2 separate regions of the Homo sapiens genome follow, and region 1 is linked to region 2. Evidence: read pairs that join two places in POLR2A ChIA-PET (ENCODE). Cell type or tissue: IMR-90. All regions are shown on one strand. Links, peaks and the distances in the headings refer to the core of each region. The heading gives the core; the rest is flanking DNA. Region 1 has its middle 17 kb from the start of ZFHX3-AS3. Region 2 has its middle 21 kb from the start of ZFHX3.

The links. Peaks named below come from ENCODE experiments on the same cell type or tissue, not always from the same donor. Only the 100,000 strongest peaks of a DNase experiment are listed, where the experiment ranks them.
Region 1: POLR2A ChIA-PET joins it to region 2 with 20 read pairs; 3 of 35 experiments call an interaction of 5 or more read pairs at or near these places.

Annotation. Positions count from the first base shown.
Region 1 is chr16:73,213,524-73,217,914 of GRCh38, forward strand. It overlaps a transcript of ZFHX3 not described here. Among named protein-coding and RNA genes, the nearest start is that of ZFHX3-AS3, 17 kb to the right of the region's middle. In IMR-90, for the core only: no CTCF peak of the experiment used is centred there; DNase peaks (open chromatin) are centred at 1,728 and 2,158; H3K27ac peaks cover 1,796 bases.
Region 2 is chr16:73,066,677-73,071,067 of GRCh38, forward strand. It overlaps a transcript of ZFHX3 not described here. Among named protein-coding and RNA genes, the nearest start is that of ZFHX3, 21 kb to the left of the region's middle. In IMR-90, for the core only: a CTCF peak has its summit at 1,850; DNase peaks (open chromatin) are centred at 575, 2,015, 2,505 and 4,035; H3K4me3 peaks cover 311 bases; H3K27ac peaks cover 1,963 bases.

The sequences.
Region 1 (4,391 bases), core at 109-4,108, 150 kb after region 2:
GGGAAAGAAAAACACGTTAATAATCCTTTACCTACATCTCATGTAACTCTTTTGTTTTCTAATACTTGGCTGGTCCCCGCAGTTTGGGGACATTCAGGGGGTAAGTGCATGATAATAAGAACTACTTACTGCTGAAACTTGAAGGTGTATTTAAAACACGGGTGATGCTTTTGTGAATAGCCATGTTTTCTGTCTTTAATTTTAGTTGCTGTTTCTCCTAGTCTTGAGGTTTTGAAGTTTCTGGCTTTCTCCTTTATGGGCCCGGGTCCCATTTTTGCTCCAGTTGAGTGCAGATACATGTCTCAAATTCTGGCTGAACATCAGCTGTCCTCTCAGTTTTCAGAAGATGGCTCTCCTATTCCTTCCATAAGCTGCTTTGGTCTTTGTTCCCCGCTCCAATCTGTAAGCCATCTGCACCCTTTATTATTAAGAACATATTTACCAAGATTTCACAACTGTTTAATAGATACGTATCTTATTACATGTTTGATACACCTCATTAAACATATGATTCAATCGGTATTTATTTAACATCCAGTAAACACGGAGACCCCTCAGCCTAGATAGGGGGAAGGGGGAGGACCCCAGCTCAGTGTCAGTGTGCCCCTTTGTCCTATAGAAACTGCTCCGCACAGCCCAGTGCTTCATCTTTAACCCTTCAACACTCCAGCTCAAATGGGCTTGGGCCAAGAGTCAAAGTCGGGATGAAAGCCTAAACTGTAGCTTACACACAGTTCAGGCTCCCACTGGGGCTACCAGGCTGGATGCAGTCCACGTTCTCCTCATGCCATCTCAGCAACAGAGCCAAGTGTGAGCTATGGGGTGCCCTGTATTTCCAGCCCTACAGTGTGACTGTGAATTTTTTTTTTCGGTGACTTACGGTGTGGCCTTCAATACAATTCATTGCAAAAAAAAGGAGGAAGATTCCAAAATCTCCCAGCTGTTCTTTCAAACCAGACTAGATGCATCAGAGCCCTGTTAAATAAACTAGATATAGACCAGGATGCTCTCTGAGTCTATCCCTCTGCTTCGTTCTTCACTTGTCTAATCTTCATGACCCTTGATTCATGGTGTTGACCTCTTCACACATATCCCAGACATCTGAGTTCACTTCCCATGTGCTCGAGATCTCTTAGTGGTTTCAGTTATGATACACCTGAGTACTACATGGGGGGAAGCTCAAGACAGAAAATACAACTCAACACAAGAGCCTTTCTTCAAATGGAAATTTTCTGGCATGAGTTTCTCATCCCTGCCAGCTTCACTTTCTTCTAAAGCAGGGCTTTGGAGAAACATTACTCCATTGAAATGCTGAAGGCCTTTTTTTTTTTTTTTTTTTTTTTTTCTGTTGTTCAGGGTTTCCAGGATTCAGGGTGAAGAAATCCAAAGAAACCACACCAACTCCTCTGTGGGAAAACTTTTCCTTTAAGAAGGCCACAAGGCTTAGCCAAACAACTGATTACAAAGTATGGAACTGCAATGCTTTCTGTAGAGGGGGCAGGGGGCAATTTAGTTCTTAGTTCTTTGCCATAAATAACGGATTAAAAAGCTTAGCTGATGCTATAAATTAAAAATGTGAAACTAATTATACCAGTCCCATAAAAGCAAAACAACCAATTCATAACCAAAGTATGTGATGTGACAGCATCTACTGGGTATGACAGCTCTAGAGAAGCCGAGGAGACCCAGTAATCCTGCAAGAATCTGTCCTCCAGCCCAGAACCACAGGCCTACTTCCATGTTACAAAGCAAAACAGTAGTAGCTATGTTGTTCTCTCTACCCATTTTTCATGACAATGGCTTCATCCTTTCTCCACCCCTTCCATGCAGGCCCATTACTCAAAAGAAAGGCTCACCCATACCAAAAAGCACAGCTGCAGTTTTGCCAATTCAAACCAGATGGGTCTGAAAGGCAGCTGCTGCCAAGACTATAATTCAACTGGGAGTTCCTAAATGTTTCAACCAGCCATTTAATAATGTTCTATCTGGAGTTTTCTCCCTGTTCTAAATATATGAGTGAGGCCAACTTGGTAGGACCCTGCAGTTTCAGAAGAGTTCTCTGTGTTGCTCAATGGATTGTTTCCTTCTGTTTGACATGGCCCCATACTCAACGTATCACAAACTGCTGTGTTTTCTCCACCCCTAGCTTGTCCTCCCCCCGATGCTGAATGAATCACTGTTCACAACTGATCATGTCCTCTGTGTATAAGAATTATTCATTACACATTTTGCCTGTGACTTTGTGGTTCTTTGCATTAAAGGTGGAACTTATTTCCTCATTGTGTTGGTCTGTTGCTCAATCACATGACTTGACTTGGCTAATGGGGAGAGAGAGGTGTGTGTGTGTGCATGGACGTGTGTGTGTGTGCGTGTGTATGTGTATGCTGGGTCTACATGGAGACCTCAAGAAACACTGCATATTTCTGTTCATGCTTTTATACTCAGATGATCTCACATGAGAATGATATGATCTAGATAGTGATTGATCTGAGAAGAATGAGAAAGCACAACTAACTTGAACCCATCTTGCAATGTGGAGTCAAGCTCAGCTGATTCCAGTCAAGCACAGAAGAACCAAAGCAGGCCTATAGATACACAAGGGAAAAATAAATGCTTACTGTTTTAAGATGCTAAGTTTCGGGAAGCTTTGTTACACAGCATTATTGTGGCAGTCGCTGACAGATACACTTGCCACCTAAGTTATCTTTCCAAAACTGCCATGGGATTATGTTAGTCCCTTGATTTGTGGCTTCTTGCTGCTTACAGGTCAAGTCCAAACTCTGTGCCATGTCATTCAAGGTCCCCAGCAATCCAGCTCTAGTTTAAGCATCAGTTTCTCTGCAAATCCTTCCCCAACTGAATTGGTTCCCGTCCTCTGGGTTTCCAGAGTCCACCAGTGATCTGCTGCAACAGTACTTGTCAAACTGGATATCGCTAGTATTATATCCATCTCCCTCAAAAGACTGTGAACTCCAAAGTCAAGAGTCAACTCATTCATCTTTGTAGTCTCAGCATGAACCTATGGTAAACAAACTGAATTTACTTAGCAATGATTACAGCCTGCCTGATTTTGATAGGAAACACTGATAGATCATTTGACTACAAAAGACACAAATATTGTCCCAGCTACTCAGGAGGCTGAGGCGAGAGAATGGCCTGAACTCAGGAGGCTGAGCTTGCGGTGAGCTGAGATCGCGCCACTGCACTCCAGCCTGGGTGACCGAGCAAGAGTCCATCGCAAAAAAGAAAAAGAAAAAAAAAAAGGACTCAAATATTATCTGAACACTTTCAAAAAAGTAACTAGGACTCTGTCTCCCCTTCCTCTAATTTTCTAATTCAGGAGTTCAGCTTCCTGAACAACGGTCTGGGTTTCAGTAGGAGACAGATAGTGGTGCAAATATCCCTGAAGGTCGTAAAGACATGTTCCGAAAGCATGGCCGTGGTCCACTTAAGTTCTCCCTTAGGATTTCAGCCTGATCCTTGCTCTAATGTTGACCCACTGCCATTGCCCAAATAGAGTGAGCTGAAAGCAGGCTGAAGTTTGATTTTCCCAGTTGATTTGGTCATAGTTTTGCCCGTAATAATGTTGCTGTTTTCCCTGGGCTGTGACTGTTACAGATGAGTCAGAGGGAGCAGGGCTGTAGCCCTCAGATGGGTCGATGTTATCGATCCTCAAGGCTCCATGTCATTTCCAGGGGATTTGCTAAAGAAGCTACTTATGTTCCTTTTTCATTTTCACCAACTCATTACCAGCTGCTGCAGCCTTCGTATGCCTCAGCAACACCTGGAGAAGTGGAACATGACCGTCCGATTTGAGTTCAGACACCTTCCTTTGAAATTCAACACAAGGCAACATGCAACCCACCAAAATCTGAGTCAAATAAGGAAGTCAGGTCACACTGGCCCACAGGGGTTTGGTATTTTTTGTTTTGTTTTAAAAAGGGCAGCCTGGCCCTACACTAAGCAATTGATCCCCTGGCTTAACTTTTAAATTAAGACCATTGTAAATTTGGGAACTTGAGAAGACATAGAGAGGACACCCATAATACTTTGCAAATGTCAAGTGCCTCTCGATGTTGGTTACTTTTCAAAGGTAGCTAGGTTACAATGTACCCTGGTAATGAAAAAACCCCGTCAGGCCCACTCCACGGGGTTTCAGTCAATATACATAATATTATTGGGCTTTGCAAGGATTAAAGGTTGTTTCTCTCACAGCCTCACAATAGGGCTATTTATTTTTTTCTACCCAAGGCACAAAAGAAGCCTCCCTGTTTACAGAGGAGCCCAGGACATTTTGGGGCTCCAAGGCGGTCCAGACTTCTCTTTGCACACTTCCCCCTGCTGGTGGCTTTGTAGTTAACCTAAAAAAAAAAAATTAAACTCTTTTAACC
Region 2 (4,391 bases), core at 108-4,107:
CGCCCCAGCAGTGGTCTGGAAAGGAGAGGGCGCGGCGAGGGGCGCACCTCGCGCCCAGGGCCCACGCCGCCCAGGCCCCGTGCCTGCCTCCCCGTCACCCTAACTCCGCACCCGGGACTGCTGGTGGTTCCCTTCTCTTTCCGCCGTTCTCGCCGGGCTGCCTAGTCTCTTTAGGGCCACAGATGCGCCCTCCTCCCCCCAGCCCCGCGGGATACGGAGGTGAGAGCACTGAGATGGGGACCCTGAACCCAACTGCAGGAGGACGCTGGACCCCTATGTCCCCAGGAGCCCCTTCCAGCCAAGGCCTGGGGAGGGAAGGCGCCTCTGCACCCCTCAGCCCCAGGTGCAAGAGCTGGGAGTGGAGAACCCCCGGGGCCCTGCTCGCCTCCAAGGCAGACCAGAAACCGGGCCCGCCAAGGAGGCGGGAGTGGGTGTGTGGAGTTAGCGAAGGGCCGTCTGGAGGGGTGCCTGTGCCTGCGTGTTTGGTGCTGCACGTCTCCCTCCCTCTCATTCTGTCTGGGAAGAAAAAAGAAAGCGGGCAGATTTGAGCCGACCCCTCTTTCCGCAGCCTGGGAACGCTGCAGCAGGAAGAATTGCTCATAACGACACTTAAGCCCCGACAGTTGAATGCTAAAGGTTAAACTTACAGTCTTCAGGGAAGGGCTTCCTGCCAACTGGAACAGTGGTGCGCGCTGCCACGGGCGCTCCTCCACCCCAGCCTGGCCCCTCCAGGTACAGTTCACATCACGGCTCTTGGCATTTGTGAACTTCAGCGAAGGAGCCCCTGGGTGCTGGCTTGTCCCTGCCCCTCATCTTCAGGGAACCTCTCCTTCCTGGTCTCCCCCATTATTTTGCCTGTGGCTGGTTGAGACCTCAGTTTGTCCCTGGGATCCTGCCCTGTGGGTCCCAACTAGTTCCTGCTGTGCAGTTGGAATGGACCCACCTTTGCAACAAAGATGCACGGTTCACACAGGTGGACACTTTGGAGAAACTGCATTCATCCCTTGTCCCTTTGCACAGAGCACTCAGTGGCCCCTGCAGCTTGGCACAGATAAAACCAAGGCTAATACACTGAATTTAGTGCCCAGCCTTGGAGGGGTCTGCAGAGAGACGCTGGCTGTAAGGAGGCAGGCGGGGGATTGTCAGGTGGAAAGCTTCCCCCAAAGGAATAGCCAAGGGAGTCTCTATTCCACGGACCAAGGGCCCCTCCCCCAACCCACCACCAAATGATGGTAAGGTTCAATTTAGCACCCCTAAAAAGTATATTCCAGTAGGAGATAGATGGTAAAGAGAATGCAGTTCAGCTCTCAGGAGCAAGGGAAGGTGGCTCTTTTCCTACCTCCCTAGAGAGCCCACATTTGCTGAGCACCTACCTTGCCTTAGCTCCCTGCCAGGCACTTTCCAAATAATTGCATTCAGTTCTCCCAGCAACCCTGGGAAACTGGTATTATTAGTCCCATCTTATAGATGAGGAATACCAGATTCAGAGAGGTTAAGTCACTCACTTAAGGTCACACAGCTATTAAGTGGCTCAGCTTGAATTTGAACCTGGGCCTGTCAGGCTTTAAAGCTATTTCTATTACACCAGTTGCCTCTCATCAAGGTCAGTAGAATCAGGGGACCCAAGGGATGAGAAAAGATAGATGTGTAGGGCAGATGGGCTGAGGCGCAGGAAATAAAAATATTCCCGGAAGGGTGCTCTGGTTTTGTATGGATTCAGGGCTAGATTCAAGACTAAGAGACAAGTCACTGATGGGCATGGTCCCCCATGTTATTCACTAAAGGGAAAAAGGCCAAAAGGGACAATGCAATAGAGAAATATCAACAAAATCCTAGGATTACAGGGTTGGAACCCATGTAACAATTGCCTGGTGTGCCCCTTGGTTTTCCAGCCTCGGCTGGCCATACTAGGGAAGTTCATACCAGGCCTTTTTGTTTTTCTTTGTAAATTTTCTGACTGTGTCTGAAGCTCAGACAAGTTCCTTACTTCTGTGAGTCAGCAGGGCTAACAGGAAGGGATGATCAGATGACCAACTGCTCATGAAAAAATATGAGGAAATCCAGTAGACAGGGAATAAGAGCAGGCAGAGACAGACATCCAAAGGCAGGCCCCTTGGGAACTCCTGGTCACTTGAGTGCTCCACTTGCAGGCCCTAAGGTAGGGAAGGCTGTGGGTGGGGCAGCTCCACAGCTCCCTTGAAACAAAGATGATGCCTGCTTTGCCAATATTGAGGTTTGGCCACCTGATGGTCGTCCACCAACTCTGGCCTCCATGCGCACTGCGGGTACTGACCACCCCTTTGGGCGCAACTGCACAAGGGGGAAGGGTGGTCAGTCCAGTGGTATGGGCTGATCACTCCTCGCCGTGCTCGGCTGGGTTGACTCTGACTGATGCTGCCCAAGTATGAGTGTGTGTAACTGGGCAGGACTGGCCAGGCCCACACGGAGAGGTTGCTGAAAGCCTTGTTAAGGAAGTACTTCTGACTAGGCAATCCAATTACATAATGCTGCAAAAATAACTCTGGGCTGGGAGTCTTGAGAGTGACGTATTTTGTTAACAGAGAGGGGTATCAAATATCTGTCTTTTAACCCGAGGGCTGAAAGTACACTTGTGCATACTGACTGGCCTCTCACCCTCTCCCCCAATAAGGGATGTTAAGCGGGTGGCAGGGGGGAAGCAAAAGAAGAAGCAATGATGCACACTTGTTTTTTCCCCTCCTTTTTCCCAGGTGCAACTAAAGCCAACTGTTCAGTTTAGCTATATTCTGCCAGCTCACGTGTCCGTCTACAGAATCGTGCACACCCAAATTAGCCATGCAGTGCTATAAACTGATCAGGGAAGATTAAGCAAAAGAAATGAGGGAGAGAATAAGAAATGAGAGAAAAACAGAATGAAAGGTGGTTTTGTTTTATTTTTTGGTGGGTAGAGAAGGGGAAGGGGTGAATTGTCTCATTATATTCATGAAGACTAGACTAGGACTCCTAGCTTCCCACTAAGGTGACCAACTGGTCCCAGTTTACCTAAGACTGTCCCACATTTAAAACTGCATCTTAGGAACCCACTCATTTCTGAAAAACTGAGTTGGTCACTCCACTTCCCACGGGCTTTGGCCAAATTTCCACCCGGTCAGAAAATAACTGGTCATAATGGTATATCCTGTCAATCCAAAATTGTTCGAAGAGTGATCTAAATGAGATATTTCATCATGGACGCAAAAGCCTTATTTCCAGGCATTTGAAGAAAGATCCATACACTTCTTCCTCCCACTACCATTTTGGATTCTAGAGCTTTCCAGGTGGAAAAATTACCTGCTTCATTCAGTTTGCTTTCAGATAAAGTTTCCAGAGGTCCCTTTCCCATTTTAAAGTGCCCCGAACTCCTGCCATGTTTTGCTTGAGAATCCTTTCATACCATTTTTAAAGAACACTGCTTGAAAGTCATTGTACCTTTTTTCAACTTCTTTTCTGTTGTGGGGTCTCCATTCCTTCCTGGGGCACCAGGGTCACACACTGAACTGTATCAAACTCTTTTAATGTATTCTCATTGAATCTGTTAGCATTTTCTGTTTCCTAATGTTGATAATTATTGCATCTGATCCTTTCACTCTAAACTGCGGCCGTGCAATTCATCCTTAATCTAGATCCATCTGAGCCCCTTCCAAAGAAGACACAAAGATAAGCTATCCCTGGCCCAAGACACTCATAGCATCTGAGCTTAGATTCACATTTGTCCCCACCTCTATTATTTTTTTTTAATCAAAATGTTTCCAAACCCCTTGAGCTAATTATAAAAGCGAATAGCTTTTCCTCTCCGAATCATATTCCTTGACTTGTAAGAATGCAATTCCACTCTGAGACCACCTTGTCGCAGACGTGAAAACCTGCTTGCCGAGGACGCAGCAGAGAGGAAAGGGTGAAGCGGGATTCGTCTCCCGCCCTCCCTCGGCAGGCACTGCCTTTATGGAGTCTATTTCCAGTCTGTTTACCTGGCAAGGACCACGTGACCAATCCAGAAGGAAATGCTGACATCATTGTCTCTCTCTCTCTCTCTCTCGCACATGTGAGCCTCCCTCCCTCCCCAGGCCGCCTGCATTCCGGTATCCATCCTCTCTGCCTCTCTCCAGCGCCCGGTCCCCTCCCCCACCACTCACGCCTTCCACCACTTATTTCTCTGTCTTTCTCATGTCACACTTTCCTTTGTTTTCTTTTCCCCTTGCGGGCTGGTTCCTAGACCGTCTTGCGCGCGCGCGCGCGCGCGCGCGCACACACACACACACACACACACACACACACACATCTGGGTGCCCTTTTCTTTCTCCCTCCCCTACCCCGCCCCCCAACCCTCCCCCCCGCCCCCCGCTTTTCAGTTTTTTCAGATCTGTGGCCATTGA